Regions from separate parts of the Homo sapiens genome. Here region 1 is linked to region 2. Evidence: chromatin loops called from intact Hi-C (ENCODE). Cell type or tissue: dorsolateral prefrontal cortex. All regions are shown on one strand. Each heading gives the region's core, and the rest is flanking DNA. Links, peaks and the distances in the headings are about the cores only. Region 1 overlaps ARHGAP15 (Rho GTPase activating protein 15). Region 2 holds the start of LOC101928361 (a long non-coding RNA gene).

Region 1 (16,602 bases), core at 2,944-10,943, 100 kb before region 2:
AAATTTGAAAGGAGGATTTTCTCAATGGTCTAGTTCTGATGTGTTTTCCCATTGCTTTGTGTGTTTAAAAGAGGTTTAGATGTGGTGTTTAATATTGCTTCGACTCTCTTGCAAATGAGTGCTGGAGAAATATTCGCACATGAAGGAACGCTGGTGTGCTGCATTGCTGACAGCAGCTGGGGGGATATGAATGAAGAAACCAGATTCCCGAGTCTGGATTTAGCAAGAATAAACACCTATCATTCCATTAAAAAAAAACTATCACTTTAAATGCTTACAGGCATCCAAAGTAGACCCCTCTTCCTTTGAAGAAGTCCAATATTTTTCTCAAATGACTCCATTCTTGAAGGGGAAAAAAATATCAACTTTAACCTGAGGTGCAGTATCTTGCAGTGATGTGTGTTAGTCTGCCTACCTTGCAACATTTGGTTCCATGTAATTTTTTGTATTATTACAAATTTCCTTCAAAGGAAACAGTTTCTGTTGCAGAGACTTGTGAAATATACTCACATAAATTTGGAGGCCAAGGGGAGGAGGTCATTTGTGAAATTAACCTGTACTTCCGTTGCTCAAAAGAAGTTGCACACAATTTGGTGCAGTCTTCTAAAATTTCATTGTAAAATGGTGGCCTAATATTCCAACATACTGCTTTACCCATCAAACGAAGGGCTACACTGGTTTAAAACAAATAAAAATAACAAGCAACAAACAACTCCTTCATTCTTTTTCATTTCAGAATGACTCTTTGGTTCTAGTTTCACACCCTCTTGCCATTATTGTCACCCAAATACTGTAACCTGGGAGCATTTACAATAATTAGCGAGGGGCTTTGCTGCCTTGGGTTTCCTCCTTTTCTGGGGAACTGGGTGAATTGTTGAGTGCTAATGAAAGTCGGAGACTTCTAGCTGTAGTTGAGCCAGGCACAGTGCAGGCAGACGCTTTAAGCTTCCCACTGTGCGGCAGTGCAAGCTTCCCCGCTGTTATGTTTACCATAGTTTTAATGTCTGTGAAAAAATTCCTGATGCAACCAAATTATGTTATGCCCTTTTATTTATCTAACCCTACCCTCCCTGCCCCCCTGCCCCAATTTAGCAGATTATTGTTGCCCCTGCCTATTACAGAAAGCTCCTCCTCAACTTTGTGACCATCTTACTACTTCAATTCTTACCATGAGAGTCTAGCTGCTTTGCAGCCTTGCTTGCAAAACCTATCCAGAAGTTTCGGGAGGATTACACACACACCCTGCTCTACTTCTGTCACCTAACAACAGATATCCTCTTTTGCACTGCATTTTAATTTCATCGGAGGTAATATTAAAACACCAAATTCCATCATCTGGCATTGGCAATAATAGCTTAAAATTCAAATGTACTTGGTGAAGTGCTCTATGTCTTTAAAAAGAAAACCTATTGAACGACCTCAAACTCTCCCTGCCAACTAAGATGAAAACAGCCAATCTGCAATGGGAGTTGTCCTTTTCTTAAAAATGGTTATCACAAAGAAAATGACCATTCCATTATATTGTAAATTGATGAATTCTCCAAGTGTGATGTACAGTGAAATTATTAATGAATATTCATACAACACTTTCAATCCATTAATAAGCCTTAAGACAATGAAGATGCAACTCATTCCCATTTAGATAATGTGTTGGGGGGAGTGGAATTAATAGCAGAAACAGTACTTGAAAAAGTTGAACTTTCATGTATCAAACTCCAGGTGCCAGTTTGAGGAGAATAACCAATAATAGCCATTTTTTACATATTTGATGGGACTGATTATGCAATGTGCAACTCTAAATGGCTTATAGCACATTGTAGCATGGTTCCATCCCATTGGCTACAGTAGGGTGCAGGCAGATGGATGACAGTGACAGGGAGAGAAGTGCTTTTGCTTAGCCGTGCGTTAAGATGCCATCCAGAAGCTCTGTGCACTGCAGACACTTCATTAGGATGCCAGGATAATGGTAAACTACCACTCAGAGTGACACCCCATTTCCTGCTTACTGAGCGCTCCAACCTCGGCAGATGTCAACAATCTCACAGTGCTACAGAGCAGACCTAACTTTCCAGCCACTTTGACTCCAATTTTTTCCTCCTAACAGTGCCATACATTATGTGCAATATGTAATGGCAAACACCTCACTGAAAACAAAATCTGCACAATTCGTTATGACCAGAGTGCTTCATTTTTTTTCCCTTCTTTTAAAAGATGAGGGACTGTGAGTTGGGCAAGAGAGTACGTCCGTCCGCTGTCCTAACCTCAACATTTCTTGCTATAATTTCATTTGCTAATCAGTTCAAAGTGTTAATTGTGTGATGAACTCTGATTAATAGCAGTTAAACTCTGATCACGGGGGATATGACTGCTTCTTTTAATTAATGTCCGTTCCAAAGGTAAGAGCTTTTGGAATTCTTTTGTTAAAGACTTGAGACTCAGTTTTGGTATGGTTTTTAGCTGTCTGCCAAAAAAAAGGCTGACTTGAGCATCTGGATGGTATTTTCTCTGCAAATGTATAACTTGAGACCATTCGCACACCTCCTTACCAGCAAGTCAAGCCAAGAGAAACTTTTTTTTCTATGATGTAAAATCCAAAATTCTTTTTATAAAGAACCAAGGTGTGGTTTAGATAGTGAAAAAAAATTTCCCCAAATGGAAAAAATAATACTCTGAAATCTATCATTACAATGAAATGATTGATTTACATTTTGTAACTCTAAGCATCTTCTTAGAAGCTCAAAGGCCCTTGTAAATGGCAGGACTAAAAATAAACATTCCCCTCTGGGGCCCGTTATCATTTCCAGGTAAAGACGCAACAGCAACTGTAAAGAAGTAGCCATAGGCAGAGGTCACACCCCAAGGAAGAATTTGATTGCAAACTTTCAGTGTGATGCCCTCTGCAAAGAGCTGATGCAAATCATGACTTTTGGTTTTAAATGGCATCTGGTTGGCAACACCTAACCACCTCTTGAAACTTGTCACTAAATTTGCTTCAAAGCAAAGAAAACATAATAGAATTCTTATAATAATTTAAACAGGGACTGAGAGTAACATAGTGACAAAAATTTAAGAATAACTTACTCGAAGACATGTTGGTCTTAATTGGAAAGTGCCAGTGGTGCATGAGCTATTGAAGTACTGAACCAGAGAGTCTGCCTTCCTGAAAGCAGATAGAAGCATCCTTATATTTCTTCAAGTGTCTGATTTTTAGAATCAAAGCCTCCAGGCCTATGCCAACCAAAAAACTGGGCAGCTTTTTCCTACACAGTTAATGCTGTTTAGAAGTAGTGTGAATGCTTCCCTTCTGCCCCTTCTCACCAGTCGCCTTCCTTTCTAAGCTACACATCAAGACTTCTCTTCATACTGGGATCATTTAAAGATAGCAATTTCCATGAAGTATAACTGAGGATATTGTAGGTAGAAGGCAGAAGGAAAGTCCTGATAATGGCACATATCCCCATAGGAATTGTGTAGTCCCATATGTAAAACATAAAGGGAAGAAAGGGTGGAGACTGGCAAAATTCTTTAGGAAGAAATTCTTGGAATTCTAATGCTTTATGCACTTTATCTTTTAGAGTGCCACAGAGTCAAGGAATTAGGGTGGGAGAAAATTCGATGTCAGGATACTAGTGCCTTAAGAGAACAAGTATGCTAGATAAGAATTAATGTAAGAGCTGTGATTATAAATTTGCCATTTGAGTATAGCTTCAAGACAAAATGCTAAGGCTGGAGCTGAAGCAGAGGGTAAAAATCAGTGTGCATAGAATGTTGCATACATTTCTACATTTTGAGATGAGTAAACATAACAAAATTTCCAACAACGTTTGACCTATGAAAGAACTCAGAGAACAATGCTCATAAAAAGCTTAGAACTCTTACAGTAACTGCTAGACAATTAAGAAGCTACTTAGTATCTCTAATAAAATTTGACACAGGGAGTGGAATGAGAAGGATCAGCAAGCCATAGGAGAGGACAGGGAAGATGAAAAGATCACTAGAATAAGATGACAATTATATAGATGATTTGAGGAAGGACAGTGTGAAAACTAAAAATGCAAAACAAAATTAAATTTTGCACTGAAGTTCAAATTGTTACTCCAGAAAAATTAGGTTTGTGATACGGATGACAAACCAGAGAAGTTTTCCCAGAATATGGAGACATAAAAAATGATGAGAAAGAAGACATGTTGGAAGTCAAAGAATGAAGAGATTATCTACAGCTTATAAGTATACTTGAGGAAGAAACCAGAACATTTGAAAAATATGCAAGTCAAGCACAAAATTAAGAAAACTCCTGTGAGTTAAAAAACTACCTCAATATTGAAAATGACAGTGAGGTTCTAAGAAAATATTATCGAGGTGGTATACTATCTTGATATATTCTGGCAAAACTTTCAAATGGCAAGGATAGAGCATCATTCTACAAATATTCAGAGAAAAAGAAGACTAAAAAAATAAACATTTAGTCTTTCCTAACACTTTTCTCACTAAATCCTAAAAGAAAACAAGGCAGTATCTTTTGAATTTATAGGAAAGAAATTGTGGCCCTCAAATTGTGTGCATACTCAAAATTGTCTTTTGCATGTTAAAATAACAAAGACATTCTCATGTATGCAAAGATTTATAATAGGACAGCTTTCTTGAAAAGTTTACGTGAAGGCTTATGTAATTCTACTAAGTGATGAATCAAAATTTACAACTCAAGAATAGAGACACTGTAAACAAAACTAAGCATCTTCTTTACTTAATTTGGATCTAAAACTCCAAAGGCCTCCTTGGATTACTTCTCTCTGGCTTCCACTTAGCTCTTGGTGACAGGAAATGCCTTTCTTGTGGTCCACCCTTGATGGTTCAGGTGAAAGCTCTGGGGGCATTTGATGATTATTTAAAACAATGACTGGTGCTGTTCATTCTGGAGTTTGCTAGAAAACAACATTGGAACATTGCTCTGGAGAGATACTAAACAAGTTTTTTATTCCTTTCAAAAATATCAAAGCTGCAGAGAGTGGCATAATGTTTACTTCTCTTCGTAGGAATACTTGGTAAACCTGCTTTGTATCTATAATAATGGTATTGAAAAAACTGAGTGGAGGGCTATTAAAGTGATAAAAACTAGAAAATCAAGCAATTAGGTATTACATATGAATTTTCCTATGTTACACATGTTTTAAAATTAAGCAGGCTAGGATAAAACAAATGCAGAATGAACATGTCAAAGGAAATAGCCCCAAAACATGGTTATTGTTAGAGTAATTTTTCTTTTCACTTTTCTGTAAATTTCAAGTTAACTTCAATAAATATTTATTATTTTTTAATCTGTAAAAAGAAGCAATTTAAAAATAATTTTGTACAATTGTTTAGATACCATATAATTTTGCTAAGCAGTTAATTAAAAAGACTGGTAGGAATATACCAAAATATTAACTGATAAGTTATGCTTAAATAATAGGAGTATGGATTCTTTTTTCATTTTTAAAATTTATTTTCCACATTTTCAATAATGAGTTTGTGTTATTTTGATAATAAAAGTAATTCTCTGTGTTGGTAAAATGATAACGTTTAGTTTGGTCTATGCCAAAAGAAAGATAAACTATTTGCACAGATCAAATCACTTCAGGGAAAATTGTGTGCTAGACTTTCCTCTAGGTATTTCTGTTGCAGTTAACCTTTTATTTAGTGAATATATTCTAGAATCAAGAAAGCAAAGTCTGAGTTTGCCACTATCTTCTCCTGGGTGAAGTTATTGGGCGTAGGGGCACTTGCAGAGAGAGTACAGAAGATATAAAATGCCTTTAGACTATATATTTGCAGTCTGAAGGAGGACTAAGGACCCTGCAGTGCCATGTATGTAAATATATTCTAGTTTCATATTCTAATTTCTGGCTCTTCCTCAATCAAATCCTTTCTTAGGGAATTGTATTGCTTATTGGACTGAGCCTCCAAAGAGTGGAAAATAAAACCTATACACATAACACTAGTTCATGGATGAGAAGTCACAGTAACATTTCTAAGTAAGAAAATAGTCAGCTGTTCATTTCAAAATATTTGTATTGAAACACACATTTTTTCTCATACCTGAGCCTTTAAGCCATATCAATCCCTCTTTTCTTTAAGAAAAATAGGTCCGTTAAAGTTTTCTCTACTTGCAGAGAAAAGTAGAGAAATAAGATAGTTACCCAGCTGATTCATATCCCTAAACTTTAATTTTGCCTCAATTGTTCTACAAGTATTAGATGCCCATTTAATATCTGTCGATCAACTAGTCCAGACAGTTGACTCAATTCTTCAGTGTACCTTATGTGCAAAATGAGCTGAGAAAATATTCTTTAGAATTAACATTGATAGCTCCCAGTTCTAGTCCACGGGAACACAAGGAACCAGAAGTTAAATATTTTGAATGCAGAAGTTGTTGGACAAACAAGAATTAAGGTTTTTGGCTCAGTTTTAAGTCAAAATTGGTGTTAGATTTGTATGGACCACTAATTTGAAACAGTAGGACGTCAGTGTATCTGGAATATTTAAGAGAGCCCCCTGTTGGTTAATCTTAGAAGTGTCTTCGGATTCCTTTCTGACCAGACACATTTAAGCACAGGAAATTGGCCCTGTGATTAAAAGTGATTTGAGATGGGGGCAAAGTAAGCCTCTATATGGCATTTATACCATTTTCACAATAAAATATGTTCAAAAACAGTCATTTAATTTTCACTTTTAAGGGATATAAAAAGACAATACTAATCTCCAACAAATGTAAGCAAGGTGGGAAATATTTTAAATAGAATTAGACTAAAAAGTAAATGTGTGCATATTACAGTGGGATTCCTTAGGGGTTGGGAGTGATTGCTATATTGAGAGTAGTGCTTTGCAAGGGCTTTTTTTTTTTTTTTTTTTTTTTTTTTTTTTTTGAGACAGAGTCTCGCTCTGTCACCCAGGGTGGAGTGCAGTGGTGCAATCTTGGTTCCCTGCAACCTCCACCTCCAGGGTTCAAGCGATTCTCCACCTCAGCCTCCTGAATAGCCTCCACCCAGCTAATTTTTGTATTTTTAGTAGAGAGGGGTTTCACCATGTTGGTCAGGCTGGTCTCAAACTCCTGACCTCGTGATCTGCCTGCCTCGGCCTCCCAAAATGCTGGGATTACAGGCGTGAGCTACCGCGCCAGGCCCTCTTTCATTTTTCTACATCCAATTTCTGGCTGAATTTGTAAAGAGAATAAAATTATTTTCTCATACAATCAAGCAATGGACCTTTTCACTGGTAGACATATTCCAGGACTTTAGAAATAAAAAATAATAATACTGGACACAAATGTTATTCTTTTCCAGCTAACATAATTTTTTTTTTAAAGTAAACATCAGCTTCTCAAGAGAGATTTCGATTTGAAGACTGTTTATTATATCATTTGAATAGGACTAGACCTGGCCTTTTGACTTTGAACCACTACCAAATTTCAGGCTGTGAGGAAATTGTTCTACATTTCCTGACAAATTGAGTTAAGCAGACATTAAGTGGGCTTTAAGAAAACAAATGGCCATCTTTATCACAGGTGGACACTGATGGCTTAATGGGGCCTGGGCTGATTGTATCACTTCTAATGGCTTGACGGGAAGCATTAGGGTTTTTGCATAAAGAACTGGCATTGCGAACCCTGCTAACACAGACCTGTCAAGCGCTCTGTATCCCTTTGTGCACGGAAGCAGATGTTTGTATGTATACTATGAACTGGCATTAGAGCAAGCGACAGATGCCTGTATGAATGCCAGGTTTGTGAATTTTTACAGCAGGAGCATGTTCTGAGGAAGTGCAGCCCTGCCCTCTATCATAGGTAATTCCCAATGGAACTTGCTAAATCCCAGCTATGTTTTCATTATTTGGCTTTCCTAGCAACTGGATGAATGTGTCTATCCTGAAAATGCAAGATGAGAGCCCTACCAAATTCTTACAGATTTGCAAATAGCTCGACTGTGTTTTGAACTTGGACTTTCCAGGCAGTGCTTCTGCACTGTAATCACAACCAACTTACTCAGAGGAGCCGGTGGTATTATAGCTCTCTAATTAAAACTTACTTCAATGTTGATGTGTTAGGCCTCCCCCATGGTCACCCTACAAGCCCACCCCCCTCTCCCGAGCAAATGCGACTTCGGTGTGGAGGTTTGCTTTCCTGCAACATTCAAAACTTACATTCTAGTTGTCTGTCAACAACAGAAACAGGTAGCTTGCAGTCCATTAAACAAACACAGTGCCCCCCTCACTTTTATTTGACATTTTATTTGGCTGTGACAAATGAGCAGCAGTTGGATTATAACATAATTTGTCTTGTCTTTATTACCAGCACAAAGGACACCATTCATTAATTATTCTGCCGTTGCAGCTTAACACTGACTGGAAAGGTCTCTCTTCGGACAGATGGCGGGGACGATGTTATTTATATCAATCAGCCAAAATCCTCAACAAGGATTACTGTTCCTGAGACTACAATGATTTATTTCTTTTTACCTCACCTTCCCTCAACCCCTACTGCTTTCAGAGATTTCTCTATAAAAACGAAATTTGATGGGAATCTTAAAGCAAAGCCATATTTAACCGGTTAGCTTGCAAAACAACATGCATGCTACATCAGTTTAACTACATGACATTAGCTGCATATTTTTTAAGCTGCTCGGGGTTTTTTGATCTTCCATTCTAGAGAGAAAGATTAACTGAAGGTCTCTGGGCAGCAAGTTCAGCAGAAGTTTGCCTCTTCTGTGACATTGTATTGCTGTGGCCCATGGGACCCCCCAATAAGGATATTATGCTGTCAAGATTTTTTTTTTTGTTTTTGCTGAGATGAGATGATCCATCCTATTTCAGAGTCCAGAAGACTTTCTGCAAGATCAGCTAGGGTATTTGGTTAAACTAAAAAGAACCACTAAAACCCCAAAAAAGCAGAAACACCCTTAACCCCCTGTCTAAACTGGAATCAAATCAAATGAGTGAAGGATGTCCTTTGATTTCTCCTGGATCCACATTTTTATTCAGTGGCACAAGGTGGTTATCAGGGTGGTAGTGTGTAGTGGATGATTTACCTTGCTTGTTTTGTGTTAACGATTCTGTCCAATACATGCTGATCAAGCACTAATAAAAGACTAGACTGAACCCAGATGTGACATTCTTGTACACATTTTTCAATAGTGCTTCTGAGATGTGGCCATTTGTCCAATTAAAATCTTTAGGAGATAAATGTGTGCAAAAAAGTGTACAGATTATTGAGGCTAAGACACTGGAATTTTTTTTTAAGTTTTCTTCTTCAATATAATAAAATAATGCAGAAAGTTTTTTGTCTTCAGAAATTATTGGTATAACCTTGCTATCCTGATTAGTTTGCAAATATTAAAAGTCCCATCAAGACAAATATCAGCAACATGCAAATACCCTTGCAGGTTGTGATTAAGATTTTAAATGTATCCTTTTGCTTTTAGTTAATGAAAAACAAAGTCTTGGAGGATCTAAGTTGTAATTTATTAAACATGAAAGGCTCCTTGATGAAATATAGAAATGAGATATATTTTGCATTTCAAAGATTTAAGCTGACAACTTACTTGCATGCAAATAAGAGCAAGATTTGTAAAAATATTTGAAAAGAAATTATTCCTGAATGTACTTATTACAATAATGTGGCATGTAGATAAGAGAAACACACAGCATTAAAAGACATTCATTTCTCCAAAGTCTTAAAATTAGCTTCTTTCTGCCATTGTGTATTAATGTTCTTCTTCAGGAATGCAGCATATTAAAGAACTGAACAGAATTAGTAATAAATTTGTTAATTACAAATTTAAGCAACACAACTGTGTTGTTTTCCCAATATGTTTTTTTTTCAAAAGCAGAATTGCTAATGCATTTTAATCATTTATGTATAAACATTTGAGGATAAAATATTCTGAAGTTTATCAATTTCAAGAGCTGTTTATTTGCTAGCAAAATAGGCCATGTTATACAACATATATCTTATCATTTTTGCTCATCAAATCCCCATTTGCTGAATGCAAATTTCCCTGGTCTAAGTGCTCTTGCACCTCAATTTAAATGAATAATAGGATCGACTCTATTAAAATCAGTTTAAGGTTGCCATGGGTGACATATCAGTAGGGTTAAAATGAGAAAAAAAGGTCACAGAATCAGTCCTTACAACCTGTTTTTTATCATAATGAAGCATATGTAAGACTCGACGAAGGCTTAAATAACAATATGTCACTTAGGCAATACTTTAGTTTGTGGGTCTTCTTAAAGAAATCTTTTTTTAACCACAATGTATTCCAAACAAAATAAACGTAAAATTACAGTGCCATCAATAACTCCGGGAATGTATTCAGTTGCACTGAAAATTAGAGAGTAAGCAAGCTCTTGTGCTATTACACCAGACTGGCAGATTGTGGATTCGTAAGAATAACAGAGAACTCCTGCGAAAAAGGAGAAGTGGGTAGGTTTGCTGCAGTAAATCTCTTCTCATAAGGATCCATCTAGGTGCTATGATCAAATTAGCAAAGTATATAGGAAGTAAACTCAAATACTTCAGCTGAGAAAAATTTTGTGTCCTCTGCTAATGAGATTGAAGGATTATTCATGTAGCTATTGGTAAGTACTGAAACACCAGCACCAGACTTGGAAGATATCCTGGAGCAAAGCTTTTGGTTGTAGTTTTAGGCTTTTGAAAGCTGAACAAGCAAGACTTTGGGGCTGCTGGAATGTGTGTGTGCGTGTACATATATATATATCTGTGCATGTGTGTGTATACACATGCACACACATACATATGTGTATATATGTATATATGTAATCATGTTTTTGCATTTTCACATTTTTAAAGTCAATTCTATTTCTTAAAGTCACATTCATTGCTGATTTTATATTATTTATGATTCTCATTTGGCTTTCCACAGAATCACATTTTTGTTTTAAGTGTTATAATTCCTATCTTTTTTTAACCTGCAATAAAAGGAAAAAAAAAAATCTCCTTATTTGCTAAGGTTACAGCGTTAGTTTAATTTTCATAGAAGCGGTGGAATATTTTGAAGAGAGTAACATTTACCAAGTCATTAGTTTTATGCAAACTAGGAAGGAAGATGAAAGAAAAAAAATTATCAATTATTTATAGATTGTTAAAATGTATCTTAGTGCACTGCTACTGTATAGAAATGACAATTAGCCAAACTTACCTTCTTTAATTAATAATGCATACATTATGCTCTTTGGGCAACTAATCACCAGCTCTACAAATTTGTTTGACACTGCTGAAGATACCTATCACATGGGTTAAAAAAAGAACAATGCTCTACTAGCTGCAGTCAACTTTTAGCCTTCTAGCATTACTTAAAATGCTGTAGCAGTTTCAAGGAGCAAAATGGTGGTCCTGTAGCTGCTTGACACTATGAATAGGGCACCAAGCTGCAGAGTGCTGCTTGCCATGCCTCTGGCACCAAAGAATGCATTCTTTATCTCAAATTGCTTGCTTAGAGACAAAACACCTCGATTTCTATCTCCTGTGTTAATTTCTGTAATCTTAGAGTGAAAAATTCTTGCAGGTAAATTGGTCCTGTTGCCTTAAAGCCTCATTGACCATATTGTCTGAACAAAAATAGGAACATACGGTTGGATAAAAGGAAGAACTATATGGAAACTGAACTATTTATAGAGAATCTGGATGAATGGTCGCTATGCTTACCACAGAAAATTCCGATCAAACCTGTGATGAAGACTTTTATGGCCATGACTCTCCACAAATTTATTTTTAATAAAACAGAAGCATTTATCCATAGTAGTTTTAGGACTGGAAGGAAATGTCAAGACAAATTTTCAAAGAAATTTGCCCGTCTGCATCTTTCCATACTTTAAGGACTGCAAATCCAGTCTCCTCATTTTACCCACAAATCTGAAGGCAAGGGCAGCTACTGGAAAGTTTGCAAAAGTTTCACATACGCTACTAAATTAACATAAAGGCCCAGGGATTCTATTTCTCAGAGGTCACTAAAGCATAGTATCACATTGAACTGCATACTTAAGTGGTCAACAAGCCAACTGACATTGGGACCAGGTAGACACTCAGCTGTCACTGATTTCCCCCTAGAGTCACACACACCACAATGAGGTAGCAGCTTGTAGCGTTTGGAAGGGGAAATGAGACTGGTGCAGCTCCATCACATATGGTGTTTAACAGACTACACTTCCCATTTGCTCCTTCGAAAGGTGTGCATTTTCAAGGGATAATGCCAAGTGTTCTTTGTGCTATGGTGTCTTTGCACTGAAAGGTGATGTGTCTGACACATTTTGGCAGGCTACTATGAAGAGATTTAGAATTTTCTACTGACTTTCACTAAGATTTCAGAGAATAGGATTGTCCCTTATCAAAGGTAGTAATCTGTCTTTTGGGAGGATAGGATCACAGTTCTTGAGTGAACTGAGAAGTCATGGATTTTTATTGATAATATTACTCACTGCCCTGTAAAATTTCTGTTTTGTTGCTTTTTATGTAAATATATACTGACTAGTGGCTCTGCCACCTATGCAGGCTTATCATTTTAAGGAGATTTGGAATTAGCGCTTTGAAATGTGGGTACAGGAAAACTAGAACGTGTCTCTCTGGTGAAACCACCTTCTCTTTTTCAGCTGTTTTAAATGAAATGCAGACTAAGAGTCAGGGTAAATGCAAGGGCCATGGAGGCCCAAGAGAAGAACCAATTCTACATGTAAACCAAAGAAAATTTTTATTTCTGTCATGAACACTGGGTATCTCCCCACCCACCATTTAGAAGGATTTCTGTTAGCCTTTTGTGAAAGATTGCTCTCATTTATTTAACTCAAGCCACATGGCTTAGCTCCATAACCAGTATAGGGTTACTAGAGATTAAAAGGAAATCCATTTTGTATCTATGGAAATACCAAGCTGGAATTTAAGCTACAATTGCTGCAAGTTTTCCACATTATTGTATAAAATTGCTAGATTTATTAATGCTGGGCATTCTTCAACTACCCCATGTTTTGCCCTGGTCAATGGTTACCTGTCAAAATGCAGAACAATTTTTCAATAATATTCTGTGCTACAGAGAAAAATATTGTGTGGATTTTTTCCATGTTTTTGTTTGTTATAAGCTGAGTATTTGCAATAATTTATGGAAAGTCTTGGAATTATAAATATTAAGGCATTGCCAAATGATTTAACTATTCCTCCATGGCAAATTGTCTTTAAACACTACCATTTTTTTCCTTTTTTTTTTTTTTTTTTTTTTTTTTTTTTAATCATTTACTTATGGACCAGAAACACTTGCAGGCTCTTGCCCCTGGCCTTCTGTGAGAATGTTAGTTAGCAATGCTCATAAAAACTCAATTCATCAATGTGAACATAATTTGCTATGAACAGAAAGCTCACAAAAGGGTGAATTTGTCAGATAGACAGGTGGCCTGAGATCTCTCCCTGATACTGAATGATATGAATAATAGATTCTGGTAAATGTATGCCAAGACTTGAGCTGTAAACACAGCTGCCTCCATTCCCTTCCAGAAAAACAGCTTCGAGGACGAAAGCACAGGAACCACGGTTCCACCTGAGGACCTAAGCTTGCACACACACACATACACACACACACACACACACACACACACACGCACACACGCACCCCCTCATTCAAGAAATAAACAACATCTATAAAAAAGGACAGAGTTGGAGGAATCTTCATGCTTTTCTGTTTCTACGAGAAAGACATTTTCAAGCTATCTTGGGCAGAGGAGACTAGATAGAGAAGAAAAAGGAAATAGATTTTCCTAATGGCTCTGGTTCTATATTATTCAAATGTCTTGTTTTATAAAACACACAAATCAACAGAGCTAATAAACTTTGCAATATTATAACTCCTGTTTTATAATGAGCAAAAATAAGAGCAGGTTGACTCTGCAGAAGCACTGTGCTTGAAATCATTCTAGTAATTCATGGCTATTTGTCTTATGGGTTATTAAGTATTTATTAAGGTTCAAATGTAATGTAGCCCTTTCTCCAATTTACTCTGAACTTTAAAAATCTGTTTTGCAAATTGTTTTCCAGGTAATGCACAAACCCACTTAAGAGCCGAATCCCAGGATTTTTGAAGATTCTGGTTGAGTGCAGCATATTTTTTTTTTTTAGCCTTTGTGGATACTGGTGCATATAGGTTGACCTATTCTGATAGCATTTATGATTGACTTTTCTAATCAACTAGCAAAGATATTGGATCAGACTTTCCTACTTACTACAGCAAAGCAGTGTTTCTTAAAGTAGAATACATATATGTTATTGGTGGCATAAGAGACAAATTTAATGGTTATTTAGTTTAATGCATATTTAAAAAACCATAAGTAACACTAAAAAATGTATGCTTTCATAGATATTATTGCTTAGGATAAAGCTAAATATATTTAAGTATAAAAGTCATTTGCTTTTAGGAAAAATAATTAACATCGATACTACTGAAAATACAATCAGTGAAGTTAGCATATGGATCAATGAAGTTTGGGAAACTTGACAATCTCTTTCCAATCCCCAAAATCACATAAATGATCTTATCAAAAGTAATTAGGATCACAGAGCCACAGAATATAGAATCATGACATTTTTAGAGTTGGAGTAGACCTTGGAAAACATTCTGTTCTCTTCTCTAATTTTATGGATGTAAAAACTATGATGCAGAGGAATTAAGTGAATTGACCAGGACACCTATGTAGTTTTGGGCAGAGATGAAATTAGAAACCAGGGCTTCTCACAGGCTAATGCTCGCTGTTGTGAGGAAGAAAGGAACAAACTTGGTTGGAACTGTTGGCATCACTTCCCATTCACTTATAATTCTAGAAGGAATACTGAATATTCCCCTCTAAGGAATGTTTGTTTTTTCTTGACTTTTTATTGACAAGAAAATTTCAAAAACTACTTGCTAGTATTTATTTTGGCTTTCTCAAGATGCATACTCCAAATAGGAGTTAAGCTTGGTCTAAAAGAAAGTAAGGGTTTCAAAGTGTAAATAGAGGCAAAGATATTCTTCCTCTTTTGGTTCTTCTCTCTTTCTTTCCTTTTTCTTTCGGAGACGGGGTCTTGCTCTGTCAGCCAGGCTGGAATGTAGTGGCATGATCACAGCTCACTGCAGCCTCCATCCCCCCAGGCTCAGGTGATTCTCCTATCTCAGCCTCCCAAGTAGCTGGATTACAGTCATGCACCACCATGCCTGGCTAATTCTTATGTTTTTGTATAATAGACACAGGGTTTTGCCATGTGGCCCAGGCTGGTCTTGGACTCCTGGGCTCAAGTGATCTGCCCGCCTTGGCCTCCCAAAGTACTGGGATTACAGGCATGAGCTACCGCACCTGACCTCTTTTGGATTTTCATAAGAAAGCCTCTCTTCCTCTCTTTTTTCACATGACTTTCTGCCTTTTATTGTGTATCAGTTATACACATTGTCTTTTCCCTATCAGACTGGTAGAATTTTGCATGCAGGTACTACATATTATGTATCTTTGAGTTTTAAGATTTCTTAGCTCAGTGTCTTGCATGTGATAAGTACTCAATAACTTCATTATATGAAGGCACAAATGAATTCAATTCCTCAAATTCCTGGTCTGTGGTTCCATTAAATACAAAGGTTATTTCATCCAGTCCAATCAAATCAAATCCATCAAATATTTAAAACTTTCAACAAGTACTTGATCTAAATTAAAGAATGTTATAGGTGCTATGGGTGGCAGAGATAGTGAGCAGAGTTTAGCCTTTTAGCCACACCAACTAGGAGGGGTGATATGACACAGATATAATTAAAATGCAAGGCACAGAAAAATGGTACAAATTTCTGTGGGTACTTGAGGAAGAAAAATATATCTTTCTGGGAAAATCCAGAAAAGCCGTATGCAAGTAGGGGTGAGGGTTCCAACAACCAAGGAGTCTTGTTTTATTCCCTACACCAATGTCAAAAGATAAACAATACACATTCCATGGTTCCATTCATGGTTCAGTTAACAGATACACTAACCATGTATTCCAAAACACTTGCTGTTCACCACACATAAATCCCTGAGCAAGCTCATCAGGTCTGAATTCCCTATTTCATCTCTTTTGCTTTAAGCCTAATTAACTGGCACTCTGGGTCAATATTAGAATTACTGGAACCATGAAGATTCACAATGAATGGGATGAGTACTGGAACCATGTATGATCAAAACACAATAACACAAACTGAAACATACCATAAATGGTCTTTCAATCACTTCCTTTTTTTGAAGTAAAATTGAGGTGGTAATCAGACACTGAAATGCACAAATCTTAAATATACAATTTAATTATAGGCACACATCATTTGACTATACCTTGCTTTATTGCACTTTGCAGATTTTGCAGATATTGAGGGTTTTTTTGTTTGTTTGTTTTTCAAATTGAAGGTCTGTGACAACTTTGGTTGAGCAAGTCTGTTGGCACCTTTTTCCCAGTAGTATGTGCCCATTTTGTGTCTCTGTGTCACATTTTGGTAATTCTTGCAGTATTTCAAACTTTTTCATTATTATTTTATCTGTTATAGTGATCTGTGTTTAGTGATCTTGGATGTTACTGTTGTAATTGTTTTG
Region 2 (16,602 bases), core at 3,706-11,705:
CATTTCACCTATTTATATGAGTTTAATTTTAATTTTTTAACAGTTTCACTTTATGTTTAATGGATAAAATTACTTCCAAGCTTTAGTGCTTCTGTTTTTCCCTAGCTCCAAAAGTCTTTTGAACAGGAACCTCATCCTACCCATCTTTATATTGTTACCTTGGGTCTGGGATATCATAGCCATTTGATTGATGTTTGTTGAAAAGAGAGTAGCTGCAGACTCAAGAAGCCTACCCTAGACCTAAAGAGGGATGGGTTTAAGGCAATGATATGCAAAGTGGCTAAGAGCACATTGACTTTAGAGTCCATCAACCCTAGACTTGAATGTTGGCTCTGTCACAAACTAGATGGGGCCTTTGAGTAAGTTAACCTCACTAAGCCTCAGTTTCCTTACCAGAACAACTGAGATAATAATGTCTACTTCTTTGTATTCTGTGATTACTAAATGAGATAACATAAATAAAGTCCACAGTGTGATGCCTGTGTTCAAGAAATGCTATTAAAGTTGTGGTTGAGACAGACAAAAAGCAGGTATTAGAAATGACTTAAACTTGTCACCTTTGGAAAGGAAATGCAGTCAATTTCTATAAGCAGTAGAGTACATGGAGAAGAAGTAGATCTCTTGGAGCAAAGATAAAATTTCTCTATCATTCCAGTGACCAGTGACTACTTAAGTGGAAGTATATATTTAGGCAATGAAAATCACACTTCTAATGATATGTTGAAAGGAGGAAACTAAGGGTTAGAAATGCAGGTATGAGAATAATTTGATTGCAAGTGATGCTTGAACTCTGCAAGTTTTCTGAGGGAGTAGTGGGTAGGCAAGAGGGCCCAATGGTGAGTTTTTTTCATGCCTAGTTTAATAGGTGAAATAATGAAGAGGAATCAGCAAAAGGGAAGTCAAGGCCTTTTAAAAGTCTTGACCCAATGTCTTGAATCAGGAAGTAGGTTATAAAAAGGGCAGAGAAACTGTCAGCTGGTTGACAACAAATATGAAAACAAATTTATTAAAGAGTATAGAAAACTTGCCCAATCCAAAAAGCAGAGGGTTTAAACTGGGCAGAAAAGAACAGGTTCCAGAATCATTTATTGCTTAACACAGTACAGGGGATGTTTATTTGTGGGAGAATTCCTGGTGGGCATGCCCAGAGTGTATACAAGTCAATTTAACTAGCTAAAAATTTCCATGGGATACTATGCAGCCGCAAAAAGGAATGAGATCACGTTCTTTGCAGGGACATGGATGAAGCCGGAAGCCATCATCCTCAGCAAACTAACACAGGAAGAGAAAACCAAACACTGCATGTTCTTACTCGTAAGTGGGAGTTGAAATGAGAACACATGGACACAGGGAAGGGAACGACACCCACCAGGGCTTGTTAGGGGTGGGGAGCAAGGGGAGGGAACTTAGAGGACAGGTCATTAAATGCAGCAAACCACCATGGCACATGTATACCTATGCAGCAAACCTCACGTTCTGCACATGTCTCCTGGAACTTAAAGTAAAAATTAAAAGAAAAATTTACACCTGTCTCTTCTACTCACAAAAGCAAATTGGGATGCAGTGGAGTATGCCATTAAAAAAATAGAAAGCTTAAATTTTCTCCAATATTAGGAAAAGGCAAATACATAAGTACTTAGAGCAACTGAGATGGCTTCTCCAGAATGTAGTAAAGGGAAGAAAGTTAGATGGAGGGGTAGACAGCAGGTGCCATTGGCTTCCCAGAGCTCCTGTCCAAAAGGGATTGTAAAACATAACTGAAATCTAATGAGTGGGAGGAATTTATATTATTAGAACTTCTGTTAGGGGGACAATTACATAGCCTTCTTTGATAAGCTGTTTGGAAAGAAGGAAGAGGGCTAAAATTCTAAATGATTATCCTTGAGCAGAAAGAAAACATTGTTAAATCGTCTTCTAAGGAAGGTGAGTCCAGTTAAGAGAAAGGCTTTTGATTTAATGGGTTCAGTTAGTTGAGGTGCTAACAACAGTAGACTTCTTTTCTGCTCTTCTATCACTCAATACTAGGGATTGTATCTCAAAAAACTTAATAAATATAAATACCAGTTTAATGAAGTGACAAATTATTGGCTTGCTCTGGAGGTCAAATGACCACTGTGAAAAATCTGCAGCTTACTAGGGGTGTCCACAGGTCTCCATCCAGTTCTGATAGAAGGGCTGGTATTCCAGAAACGACTGTGAAAGACAGAAGACAAAGGAAAGGAAGGTCCTCATCCTTCATTATGGGAAGGGAAAAGCCAACTAAAGCAAGGGGTATTCAGGAAACATAATATATTTGATTTGTTTGAAATAATTCAATAGAAAGAGGCTTTTTTTTAAAAGTAATGTTTGAAGTAAGACCGAAACACAGTGGCACAAACTTTAGGAGTCCACAAGAGCTCAGGTCATAGATTATTTCTAGTGAAAAGCATCAGAACTAATTTCTTTCAAAACATTCCCAAAACAACAAACCCTGAAAAGTAGAGAGCCACCACACTAACAATACAACCCTTCAATCTTTAGTAAAACAAAAATAGCCATAGCATCAAACCATACACAGTCATATGTACTGTGAAATACTGTAAAAATAGAAATCGAAGTCTGCACCAAGATGAGGGAAGAATCTGAGAGTCAACACAAACTTCAAAAATGGCAGATGAAAGAGGTTTCCTTTAAAGGGTTACAGTTTCAAGAGTAATATCTGACAATCTGATTAGAGTATCAGGACATGGGAATGGCTGTATCCTATGAGTAAGGAAATGACCTAGAAATTTCATGCTGCAGAAAGTCAAGGGAGGTGGTACTGAAGGCAAAATCATTTTATTGTCCATTCCTCAGGATCATCACATAGGAACAGTGCCAAAGAGGAAGTTGCATGAAGGAGGAAGAGGAAACAGAAATTTCTAGATTCTGACACACAGAGCTGTGTTGGAGGGAGGAAAGGGAGAGGGATGGAGGAGGAGAGAAAGAGAGAGAGAGAGATTGAGAGATTGAGAGATTGAGATTGAGTAAAATTGCCCTAATCAAGAATTAGAGTAATTGAGTAAATGGCCTTTTTCAAGAAAAAGTAGCTAATTACAGAAACAGCATGAAATCATCAATTAGACCCAAGTAAAAAGGAAGAAGGGCTATACATCAGAAGATGAATTATTCAAGAAACCAGTGGAATTCAGACAAATAGTTAACCTATAGTTAAAAAAAAAATATTTACATATTATGCAATGGAAAGAGTATTTAAAAAGAACTATAAGTATTCAAAAAGATGAAAAGCAGTGGGTAGAGCTCAGGAAATTAGTGGAATTAACAAATCCCTATAAATGTCAAAGTAGAAGCAAAATAAAATATGCATGACTGAAAACACAGAATGGTATACAAACTAGAAGAAATTATATAAAATGAAAAGAAAAAGATTAAAGACATAAAATATGTCTATGAATAGTTTTAGTATATTGATAAAAGTGATTACAGTACACAAGAAAAATAGGACTAGTTCTCTTGAAGAAGAGAATAGAGCAAATGCCACAGAAAAAAAAATTAAAGATGTAATAGAAGAAAAGTTTTGAAAATACAGAAGGACTTAAATTTCCTTACTAAAGTGACACACTTAGTCCCAGGAAAATTTGACATAGAACAATTAATCTAACAAATCCTAGTGTAGCTATTAAAATTTAGGAATTAAAAATATAGCCATATGGTGTTCCAGGCAGCACAGGTAAATCATACTAACCAAGGGGGTGGTGGTGGGAGGAATGACCTCAGAGAACTTCACAGCAACACTGAGTGCTACATGAAAAAGTGTGCAAAATTTAGAGAAATTTAAATATAGATATATTATTTTATACCGTGACATGCTCTTCCAGTATAAGACCATTTGCAGACACTGTGAAACATTCAGAAACTAGAGAGTAGCCTAACCATGATTCTTTCTGGAAAAGTAACTGAATGCTTAAATCTAATAAACACAAAATTACAGCAAGGCACTTTCCCTTACAGAGAAAACTTGGTAAAATAACAAAGGGGTGAACATATTTCCTGTGCAGCATAGAATAAGACCAAACAATATTGGGGATATACTTATAAATGTAAATAATATAACATTTTCAATAATAAAATCCTAAATAACTTGGAAGACTATCTGGAAGGAAGAATAATTGTACTAATTTCCTCATCAATGAGAAAGATTTGGTCTAAAATAAAAACACTTTTTATTAAAAACACTTCTTTCAGAAGCTAATATTTCTTGGGTCAAATAAACATTTATTTGAAGTTCAGTCATTTTTCAAGTTCATTTAATTTCTTTTTCTTCTTAAAATTCAAGTAGAACTAAACATAAAACATTTTTGCTAAGGAATAACCACTGTGGCAGAATCATATTTTTATCTGACTATTCATCTCTATCAATCTCTCTACACCAACACATAGGGCCATCTAGAATGGTGTTGTTCACTAAATATTAAGATATTTATTTATGTGTATATTTATGTATGTGTTTATTTATGAAATGACTAGATGATGTAATTTTTCTTTGTATATTTTTGTATTATTTAAATTTTATAGCAGTTATTTAAATATTCTTAAATATAGTTTGTAAATATTCTTTTGACAAGTTTTTAAGTATTCTTTTGACAAACAGCAATATAGTTGCATAAAATCAGGCTGGGGTGTTTTTATAACTCTCTACTCAGTCAACATACAATTACAAGAAACGGCATGGAGCTGAGAAAATCTCTGCATTCTTTTAGTTTTAGACATCTATGGAATTGTGAACTTCCTGTGGGATTTATCTTGCGTTTATCTAAATTTAGAAAGAACATTTTAAACCTCGGGATGATTTTTTAACACCCAGTATGTTTCTGATCCATCTCTCTAGTCTTTATCAGTATGTTTAGAAAATGTTTTAACAGCAAAAAGTAAAATACATGTACGAAGATATTAGCAAGACATTCCAAAGTCAAATATAAATCATTTGAGCCAATTTATAATTAGAAATTTTACCTGCCACTGGTTCTGATGTGACCATACTTTATTTTCCAAGCTATTCAGAAATGTAGATCAAAAATCTTGCACTGAGAATAAAAGATGTATTATGTTGGTGCAAACATAATGGCCAAACTGCAATTATTTTTGCACCAACCTAATATGACCTAACTTACTCACATTCATAAAGATTGCTTTGCAGAATTCCAGTTTGACTTCAATTGGCTTTTGTAGATATGTATTATATTTCTATATTGTTGTTGTTGTTGTTGTTGTTTTTTGACAGAGTCTTGTTCTGTTGCCCAGACTTGAGTGCAGTGGCATGATCTTGGATCACTGCAACCTCCGCCTCCTGGGGGTTCAAGCAATTCTTGTCTCAGCCTCCCTAGTAGCTGGGATTACAGGTGCCTGCCACCACGCCCAGCTAATTTTTGTATTTTTAGTAGAGATAGGGTTTCACCATGTTGGCCAGGCTGGTCTCGAACTCCTAACCTCAAGTGATCCACCCACCTTGGCCTCCCAAAGTGCTGATATTACAGGCATGAGCCACCGCACATGGCCTATTGTCGGATTTCTAAATGCTCTAATTATCCAGATTATATTGCAATAGCATGGCTATTCTCGTCTAGAGTTTTAAGTCTGCCAGAATGCTACAAATGAACAAATTGTGAATGTCTAGATACCTTGATATCAAAGAAGATTGGTCTTTACTGCTGATTATCTGGCCAGTTTTTCATCTACCCTGTTGGGACAGCTTTATTTCGGTAATTTTAGACACTTGCTTTCAGTGTTGTGAAACTGCAATAGAATGCATTTTAACAGTTCAAAAAACATGAATGGTTACTCTTGGGTGGCATTTTCTCATTCGGTATATATTAAATCTATCAGTCAAAGGAGAATGCAAACTAAAATGTTTCCATTTTAAAATTCCAAAATTTCCAAATTTACCTAGAAAAGTTTCACTTAATTTAGCTAAAAAGTAAAGTTTAGTTGAAATTGTGAGAAATGACAGAGGAAACTGGTTTTCTTAACCAATAAAATGCCTAAAAATTGGTAGTAGACATTGAACTATAAAATTAGTATTCTTTGGTAATTGGTTCAAATACAAAAACATAAAACCTCGGAGAACTCCCATTTACTCACAATTATTTCTGAATAAAAGTAGTTGTTTGTCAGTTCACAAGAGGTCTTCCAGACTGAGTTTAACTTGATCATGTTTAAATAAACTCACACAAAAATCTTAGAAATGTCCCAAACAGAACCTAACTCCCTACAGTAATTTTTGGTTTCTCTAAGAATTCAGAAGCATTGGCTTAAGCAAATTTCATTAGGGAAATCCACACCATCTACCTTTCTGACCTCTTCCACCCCCCCCATTTTTGTCTTTACGAATGCCAGCAATATCCATCATGAGTAACTCAACTTTCTATAAAAGTAACAGTTCGTAAAAATCTGTAAAACTACTACTGGGAACAAACAAATTAAACAAATGACAATGTTATACAATAAAACTGCTGTTGTCCTCTGGTAGAAGAATTGCTTCTTCTCTGGGACTAATACATCTTGCAGGAACAATTTTAAATAATATGTAACATATGGAGTCAGCTTTTATTATTCTTCTCAAAGAAGACAATTATATTTATGTGATAAACTGTTCAGTGTTGGTAGCATGATACTCATATTACCGGCCACTTAAATAATTCCTGACATGTTCCTATGTGGATCTGCAGCTCACTTCTCTTGAAACTCCTCTTACATTTTAAGCCCCATCTCTTAACAATGGCACTTATATGCCCCTTTAGCAAGATCAGGAGGGTGGCCAGCTGTACGTGAGACCAGTGGAGAAATGATTTCCCTGCACTAGACGTAGCCAATGTACACTCATCTCTCCCTTTCCACACTTCTTCCATCTACACAGTTCCCATCTGAGTGTTCCCATATCCCTGAAGAAAAGCTGGGACTCAACCTGAGCCAGTTCTTGGTAGAATGAAAGAAAAACAGCTTTCAAGATTTAGCTTTGCTAAAGGAACTATCAATCTGGTGTTAACCATGAAAAGTTTTTGAAGTATTGTCTCCTCCTCACCCATTGGCAAGCTGGTATGAGAAGTGTTTTATATGACTTTAAAAGAAGTCTTTGGGGAAAGAGAGATGCCAGTAGACATCTGCTGAGTTGCCTTTCACAATTCATCTAGAAATGCTTAATAAAAGTAGAAAAAAGTTTGTCTCCACATCTTTTAGTTCTACTGTTCCCAACCCACACAGACTTTCTGAAGGAGAGAAATGAATTTCCAAATTGTCACTTTGGCTCACTCATCGGTTGCCACTGTGTGTTTAGATAACACTTGTTAAAAAGTGATGGAGTTTGCTCTGCCACCTCATGCTTCTGTAACGAATCTCTTACAGAGTATCAGTTGGGGTAGGATTTATCAATGCCCCTCCTCATTGCCCCACAGAGTGAGTTGAATAATTCTAATAATCAAAAGCACAGAGTCTGCATCTAGTTTGGAAATGAAACCATGGGTAATTTTCAAAAGTAGTGCCCTCGATTTTTGATGAACTGTCACAGAAACAGGAATTACCACAATTCAGAAATCACATCCACTAACCGACAGAGATCAGCATCTGTGGATGATTTCTTCTAACCTACTACCCTCAAATTTCTTCCCTGCCCCCCTAATAAAAACACACCCTTTTGCCTCATGCTTCCAATTTAGTGCAATCATGCCTCTTACTGGCCATTGCCTTGCAGGACAGCAGCTGTCAAATACACAGAGGCAAGGTATGGGGGTTTGAAACATAAAGCCTCATAATGTGAAAGATGTGCACATCTTATATCACGTCTAATATTAGACTCCAATGGGGCTGCTCAGCCTGCAGAAGCAAACACTCTTCACATCATAGACACTTGAAATAAAAGAGTGCTAAATGGCACTTATCACTTTCCAGAGTCTTTAGAGATAATGTCATTCAGGAAAAGAAACTGACCTCTTCCTTCCTCCCTTTACCCTCCCCACCAATGAAATGATTGTGAAAGAGAAGCTCCAATCCTTGGAAAATTTTAAGCAATTGTCTTTGAAGATGAGAGTTTTTGCTCTTCCAAAGATTCTGGGAATGTGAAGTTGGGGGAGATGCCGGAGAATAGCGACAGAATGTGCCATTTCCGGAGTTGAGACAGCTAATTCCAAGTATAACCTACATTTTTTTCCTGTAACTCATTTAAGACCTATTTATTTACATTGTTGTACTAATCCCTTTGCCAGGCAGTAGAGGTAAAGGTAACAAGCCCTCCCTACTTGCTATTAGGGAATTCAAGCTCTCGAAGTGAGAAGGTAAATGATTATACAGTACTAAATGCTATGGCAAATGCATGGATAAAATGAAGGAAAACCAGAGGAGAGAAGGAGAGGTTGCCTCTCCCTGGGAAATTTAAGGACAGTTTCAGAGAGGTGATAACATATTAGCTTGATTTTGAAGGATGAATAAGAGATTTGTAGGTGGGTGTGGGGCTGTGGGGCTATGGGGCTGTGGGGTGGAAGGGCACTCCAAGATGTGACTGCAGTGTGGGCAATGACACATAGCCATGTACCAGCTGGCACAGCAAGTTGCTTGTTTGCCACAATGAGCCCAGTTCTCTGTAAAGTGAAACTATAAAAAAAATGCAGCTTCTCTAACCTTTATGGCATATTGAGACAAATGTCACTTGGCACTTGCATCTTCTGGCTTTTTGTGGAGCTAATTAGTCCATCGAGTATGCCTGAAAACATGGACGGTGTTCAAGCATACCTGTGTGAAGCTGGTTACCAATTCTGTGCCTGCAGTCAAGTTACTGATCACATTCTACCTCAGTTCCTTTAGCTTAAAATGAGAATGAAAATAGAACCTGCTAAGTGGGATTATTGTGATGATCACAAGATACTACTGTTCAAAACTTAGCACATACAGTACCTAGCCCATAGGAAGTGCTCAGTATATATTAGTTATCATTAAGACCATCATTATTAAACATCCATTATTTATAGGCACTTTCTTGCACAGCTTGAGGGTAAAAATATAAAAGTCAAATATGATCCTATCCATGAGGATCTAGATGGTTTTGGTTGGGAAGACAAGGCACAAGTGCATGAATTAGTATAAAGGGAAAATTACATATATTAATTAGAATTATGTACCAATATATTTGTAATGATACAGAAAACAAAAAACTAGGATATTTTAAAGTATTAAAATATTAAATATTTTAAGGTATTAAAATAATTGTGATAAAACGCATATTAAAATTTAAAAATACATCTAAAAGAAGGATGAGTAAGAAAATGAGCTGAATTCATCACAGGAACTTGGAACCTCAGTGGAGTTTTGAAAAATGGGCTAAGCAAGAGAATTTCGGGAAAAGAAGAGATCCAGAATACAGAATCTGTTGTCACCGGCAAGTCATCGAGGTGGAAATAAACATACCATTCTCTGCCTGTAATAATTATATTTGTCTGCAGGAGCATAAGATTCGTGTTGGGCGTGGGCTGGAAATAATTGGATGTGGTCAGCTTCTGGAGAATATGTTGACCTCTGGAGAAATTTATCTGGCTTTGGTACTAACAGATACAGGAAATCTTTAGTTAAATTTTGTCTTTTCATTTCCTATTTACTTGCAATGGCACAAATCTCTGAAAAAATTGACATATTAAATACTCGTTGTTGGGACAACTTCTTTCACCTGTCTTTAGCCCCTAATTAAGTCACCATTACATAAAATGAAGTAGAAAAAATTGTTCGAGTTTCTACTGCAATTTTAGAGTATGCCATAAGCCTGGTCTGTTGGGCTTATGTTCACATCATTGAAAATTTAGGGAGAATTAGAAATAAAAAGAACTTTTCTTCAGCTCTCAGTGTTCTTTCTTAATAAAACAAATGTTTTGAAGAAACATTTGTTTTATTAAGAAAGAACACTGAGAGCTGAAGAAAAGTTCTTTTAACCTGCACAATGTGCACATGTACCCTAAAACTTAAATAAATAAATAAAAATAAAAATAAAAAAATAAAACAAATGTTTCAGTGCTGGTAATGGAGAAAAAAAGCTCTGTGCAGGGAGTGCTGGAAAAGTTCAGAATCTTAATTCTTGCCCACTTAAAATTATACCCCCCAAATATTTATTAATAAGAAATCAAGCTTCATCTTCTACTTAGGAAGTTGCATGATCAGCACTATTCTTCCCTCGACAAAAAGATCTGGCTGATTTATACTAAGTGGGGCATAGCCTCTGGGCAGTCTTCCTGGAAACAGGGATGCATTTGAGTTGCTCCCTTTATTCTTTTTGGACGAGCTCCCCTCACGGTCGTGGGCACACCTATCTGAGAATGCTGGTCTGAATGAAGGGCACAATTGATATCCATGGAACAAAGAGCATCATTTATCCTAGGCATCCTACAACTATCCTAGAAACTCTGAGCCCCACCTCAACTAACTAAATGACGTTTTGCAAGGACAGAAAAACATGGTACTCAAATTTAAACAGATTCAAATGTAATGAGACAAAGTTAGGGCCTATGATTTTGAGCCAGCTACAAGTGTTCTCCTTGCAAACTTGTGTTTGAATTAGTTTTCCATTCAGTAACAAATACTAATCGCAACTTTACACTCTCTGATTTAACCATCCTGAGAAGTCGATGTACTTAGATGCTTCCTATCACATTTTAAATGCTCTCTTAAATATTCAAATTATATAATTATGCTTAATTATGCGATACATTGTATTTGAATACACAATCATAATACAGTTTTGGCATCATTGTCATCTTACAGCATTTGCCTTATTATGCTGTGGCATTTTGAGTATTTCTGATCAAACAGTATAAATGGAACAGGTTTTGCATACTTAGCATCTTAAAACCCACTTTAAAGAGATTTACTATCAATGTACATTTTCTGTTCAGCTGGAAAAAATAAGAACTTTGTAGTGTATATTATGAAATGTTAAATATTAATACTATTTAAAGTTAATGGTATGCCAAAGAAAATGGCTAATAATATATTATACAATTAAATGCCTATCATATTAGCTCATCTATTAACAAAATAAAATAGATTCAAACAGAAGAGTTCTGATTTGTAGTTTTTTTAGCAAGAGTTGCCCATGCGTAAAAACTAAATTATTTATTCAATTTTTAAACTGCTGGATACATCAGTTTGCAATTATTTGCATATTTGAATGCTTTGTCATGTGTCCCTGATACAACAAAAACAGTAAACAGTTTTCTCTTATTGAATAAAAGCATCTTCTTCTGCACAGGGATACCACTAAAAATGACCAAAATTATCAACCAAAAAACTACCCCCCCACCTTTTTTAAAAATGTATAGAGCGCCATTGGCGCTTTCTAGATGGCCTAGAGTCATCAAAGATTTCAACATTACTCTCCCTGGCCCTTTGCTGGATTGTATTTGCTATCAGGTCTTGGCAAGATTTTCATCTACATAATTCCACATCATTATTCTGGCCCTCTCAATATTTACCTTTGCCTGTTGAAAGTTAAATCTCTCATCTTTCATACTCCATGTTGTAATTTTCTATTAAATATCTTGGTACTTGAATGACAACATGTGCTTAGCTTTAATGATAGTTTTTTTTCTTTTCAATGTTGGTTGCCTAAAAGACCTTGAAAGCATGTGGTTTTTGCTCCTAAAACATTTCAAAGATTATGTATAAATGAAATACTCAGGACATATGAGGGTCCACACTTATACCTGAGCTAGCAAACCAACGTAACTTGGACATGATTACCCCTTTCCTGAACCAATCAATTGCTGTGAGGTTTATGTACATCAGCTCCCAAAGCAATTACTGAATATTTTTAAAAAGTTCCCAAAACTCTGCAAAATTAATTTATCTAAAGAGTTTTAAGCACGTTCAAAGACTGCTTGCAAGTAAGAGAATTGCCTGAGTGACATTTGACATCTCTTCTATCTGTACAGTCTGGCATTTTTTGTCTTAACTGTAAAAATTCACTTACTCGTTGTAGAGAGCATCTTATTTCTGAACATAGTGCACCAGGTTTCCTCTGGGGAGTATCCCCCTCCTTATACTGCAGTTCCTGAATTCTGGATGGGAATCTCCCTCTACCTCCATGTAGGGGGCTTGTTACCTTGTTCTAAGCCAATCAGCCCATTCTATTTCCTTAGCCACAGTGAGTGATTCAGGGATGAGTTAATGACACAATTTTGGTTAATAATAGTCAGGTGCTTTGGGAAAGGAGCTTCCTGAGGGACTAGAAGCAGGGATCATGTTGATCCAGAACTGCTGGTGGTCATTTTACAACCATGCAAAGCCTGAGTATGAAGCTAATGGGGAGGAGAGCAGAGCTGAGAGACCGAGAGAGGTTAGGCCTTACGATTCTGTTTAAGCTTCAGAATTTAGTTATGCTTGAAGCTGCATCATTTCCTGATTTTTCCAGTTACATAAAGGAAAAAAATCCTTTGGTTTTTGTCCCTTAAAATCAGAAGAGTCCTAACTGATTCACTTGTATGTTTTATTTTCTGCTTTGTTTCCCTAATGGTGCTGAGTTTTCCAGCTGCAGCATTCTCATATCTTGAAAGATCAAATATGTAAAGAAATCGAAAGTCAACATTTCTTTACAGTCCCCAGTGAAGGGGATTACATTTTAGCTCGTATGAGGAATGGTACACGAGTGTGTTCAAAGTCAACAGATGACTTAAGTCAAATATTGAAATGTGGTGCAGATGGTAGGTTTCATCTATTTTTTCAGGGCCTAAGAATTTGTCTTAATGAAAATAAATCTCACCAACCTGAGCCCAAAGTAAGTGAAGGTAAAGTGGGAAGACTTTACTTATACATTCCATTGTAGATGTTCTCTCTTTCAAGTGATTTGCTTTTATTTTCAAGTGATTTGCAATTAGGAGGATTAGTTTTAGCTATAGTTTGATGACAGCTTTGTAGACAGAAAGATAGTCTATATGGTCATCAGCTAAAATCATTAATTGGGCTGGGACATTTCTTCAATGGAGGATTACTTTGGACTTCCTTTCATTCCAATAGAAATAACCTCAATCTATGAACTAGAGTCAACCAAAATAGTTTAGTCATACTTTATATCAGAAAGAAATTTAGTCAGTGGGTGAAAAAGAGGTGGTAAAATTGTTAAGTAAAATGTGACTTTTTAATCTAACTCAACTCCCAGAGTTCTTTTTTCTTTATCATATAATCCTCCCTTCTTCTGATTCTTCTGATATTTCCTGTTCTTTGCTGTATTCCATTAAAGGTATGCTAGGTTATATGATGTCCTACCAGATTAAAAGATTTGTGTTCATGATTACGTCGATAGAGTGTAAGACTCAGATGTTATTTGTATAACAGTCAATTTTTTCTTAATCCAATATCTTAAACCGGAAACATAAAGTGCATGGTGTGCATATTCAGGCACTTGGTTTTTTCTTTTTAAATAATATCTGTGCCATACATTATTAATGTGATCCATTATGGATGGATCACAGAACTCTTTCCCACTTATTTAGGACAATGTTTCAGTATCCTTCTTAACACAACCATCTGGTCAGTCACCAAGAAACAACTGTATTTAGTATAAGAGGTGAAATTATTTGTCTTTCCTGCCTCAGCCAATGAATTGATTTTCAAATTGTGGCATCTCAGGCACAGTGAAATGCTGGTGGGAAATTATTTTGTAAAGAATTCCCTTCAGTGGCACATAAGCATCCACCTACACTGCTGTCAAATCAGGTTAGTCCATGAGTATTTTAAACGTAGTTAAATAAGAGATAGAGATTTGGGTGTTAATGAACAGTGCTTTTTATAATATCATTTGAATATGGATATACTCAGTGACCTAAGTGAGTTTGTGTTCCACCTCCTCCGGTTTAGATTATTTATAAAATAATTCAGGGCACTTCTTTGTCAGAATAACACATTCCTTCCATCTAGAGAAGGCTAAATTGAGTATTCCACTCTCTGCCTTTTTCCTTCCCTTTTGCCCCCAGAATAAGACTATTAACATGGAAAGCAAAATACAGGCACTATTAGAACGGTATCATCTCTTATTTACTTCACAAAACAGAATACAATATGGGTTGCTGTGAAATACAAATGAACTGTAATCCTCATCAGGTTTGGAAATAATGGATTCAGGCTAACATTTCCAGAAGAAATATGAAGGCAGTATTTTAAATTTCCTATTCTTTCCCAAATGAGTTTGCACAAAATGTGTCGCTAAGAAGAGTAATGTGCCCATCACATAGTGAAATTTCCCACTTGCAAAATGAAAATGAAAAGTCTGCATTTTAGGATGGTGTATTTAAACACATGCACCATGCTGTCCTTACAGTAGGGAAAAGAAAGCTCCCCCTACTGGGGCATAAAAATGCCTCCTCTCTTTCCTGCACCCCATGGCTGTGTCATATGCAGGAAGGCGCAGAAACATATAGTCTTCCCCTTATCCCTCACAGAATCCTGGTTCTCTCATCAAAACATTACATTTTCCTCATTTTAGTTAATTAAAGGACAGCTGGACGTTTCATTATTGCACCAGTCTCAGCTCTGTCTAGTTGAAATGGGGCATATAAAGGTCTTGGTCCCAAAGACATTTTCACCAGAGATAAACAGTTTTAAAATCCATGCCTCCAATGGAGAAATTTGAAAAAGTAGTAAAAGTAATCTTTAAAGTGTACACATATGTGTGTCTGCGCACAGTTTTTACAACACACAAGTACTTACACATATAGGGAGAGTGAAACTCAGCAAGGTAAGAATTTTCACTAGAGAAATATATATACATGTCAGAATGAAGAAATAGATTTATGTGATTTGCGAGTTGGTATTAGTGATCGGATATTAGCATGTATTGGAAAATCTCTAGACATGTGAAACTCAATATGTGTATCTATTTTACTCTGTAAGCATAAAAAACTAATGTAAATGTGAGAAGTTTAGAGATTTAGAGGCATAGCCAAACTAAAGATAAAAATAATTGTTCCCATGACAATACGTAAGGTAACACATTTTATCCAGAGGGCAAAGAGGTTTACACTGCAAAGGATTCTAACGAAAATTTTCCTCAGAAGACATTTCTAAGCTTTTATAGTTGAAGTGTTTGCTGTCTACAGGAAAAAAATAAATCTATAGTTAACCAAACCTAAAGATATTTCTACCAATTCTAGCTAATGGGGGCATGGCCAAGAGGCTATTTAGCATGTTCCCTATATTTTTTCATGCTTTTACTGCCACTGGCATGAGACACTTTGGGGACACTCCCTGCTCGTCATAACCAAGTGGGCAGCCTTTATCAATAGAGAGGATTCGAACAACTGTTGCCTTCAAAATAGGTTTAATGAACAGTTCCCCATTTTCAAGAAGACGCTCATATTTTCATCTTTTTTATTATTATTTTTTAATTTTATTATTATTATACTTTAAGTTTTAGGCTCTTTTATCTTTTGAAATAAATCCTAAAGACTGTGGCTCCTTGAGAATCAGCCAATAAACAAGGCACTCTAACATTCTCTACCCATTTGAAATGAGCAAATGACCTGCTTCCAAAGTAGCTTTAGGCTCTTTCTACAATAAGGAAGGTCTTTGGGCTTTGTATATTGGAAACTTGGGTAGTCAAGGTTGCCACCTCTTAGAAATCTGAGGCATTACACTCATGTTGTTTTGCAAACCACACTGATTAGATTTTTGACGAGATGATTCCAAACTCTAAGGGATGTGTGTGAGTGAGTGTCAGTGTGGCTGCAGAGGTAGAGATCAATCATAGATGTTCTTTGCCCCTTCTCTTGTCTCCTTTAATAGGTTCAGGTACCACTATTTTCAGATACAGGTGATTTCGTTTGGCTACAGTCTAGAAACCATCCTTGGTTAGAACCTCCACTGATAATGCACATTTTCAAGAAAGTAATACAAATAGTCACAGACTAAAAATAATTCATATTTTTTTCTCCTCTCAATCTTGATTTTATTAGACATAAAATATAAGAGAGGCAACCTTTTCTAGAAATGGACCAAATATGAACCTGAACAAACATGGATAGGGGAAATATATACATCAAAGATTTGTCACTCGTTTCCAACAACTAGAACTGGGTTACCTCTTGTAAAGGAAGAGTGCACCTCCAAACCCACTATACTAGGTATACTGGATCCCATAAAATTTCCAATTACTGCTTCAGAATTTATTGTGCACATATGGAAAATAATACTTGTAAAACAGAAAGGGGTTTGTGCCTTGTGCTGTCAATACTGTGAAGGATGGGGTGATTATAAAGCAAATTAACAATACTTTTAAATGTGCATTCACTTATCTTTCCAATTAAATCCTTGTTAAACAACTGCACAGACAGTAATGGCGCTTCTGCAAAGCACTGATCAAGACAGTTTTATTGTAATTTTTACTCTGTAACAATTAATCAAGTCGGCATTTTCTTTATTATTAAATTATTTAGTTAATAAATATTCTGAATTGGCTAACATATTTGTAGTTTACATGTTATTTTTGATTTTCCTAGAGTGGAACATATTTGGGAGTATTTTCGTTTTCTAGCAGAGGGACCATTAATGGATGTGATTTTATAAATTTCTTTTCTCTAGAAGAACAAGAGAAGTCCTTGAAAC

What was found. Peaks named below come from ENCODE experiments on the same cell type or tissue, not always from the same donor. Only the 100,000 strongest peaks of a DNase experiment are listed, where the experiment ranks them.
Region 1: it touches region 2 in a loop (2.1-fold over the local background); 4 of 110 quality-filtered maps call a loop at or near these places.

Annotation. Positions count from the first base shown.
Region 1 is chr2:143,676,684-143,693,285 of GRCh38, reverse strand. The region is part of intron 12 of ARHGAP15 (Rho GTPase activating protein 15); the gene reads right to left. All of the region lies in intron 4 of ARHGAP15-AS1 (ARHGAP15 antisense RNA 1), which reads left to right. Among named protein-coding and RNA genes, the nearest start is that of ARHGAP15-AS1, 91 kb to the left of the region's middle. In dorsolateral prefrontal cortex, for the core only: a CTCF peak has its summit at 6,513 (motif pointing left); no DNase peak of the experiment used is centred there; H3K4me3 peaks cover 947 bases.
Region 2 is chr2:143,573,277-143,589,878 of GRCh38, reverse strand. The region is part of intron 11 of ARHGAP15 (Rho GTPase activating protein 15); the gene reads right to left. LOC101928361 (a long non-coding RNA gene) reads right to left here and starts at 5,284. Exons shown (of 2, transcript XR_007087253.1): 1 at 1-5,284. In dorsolateral prefrontal cortex, for the core only: CTCF peaks have their summits at 7,472 and 7,687; no DNase peak of the experiment used is centred there; H3K4me3 peaks cover 1,315 bases.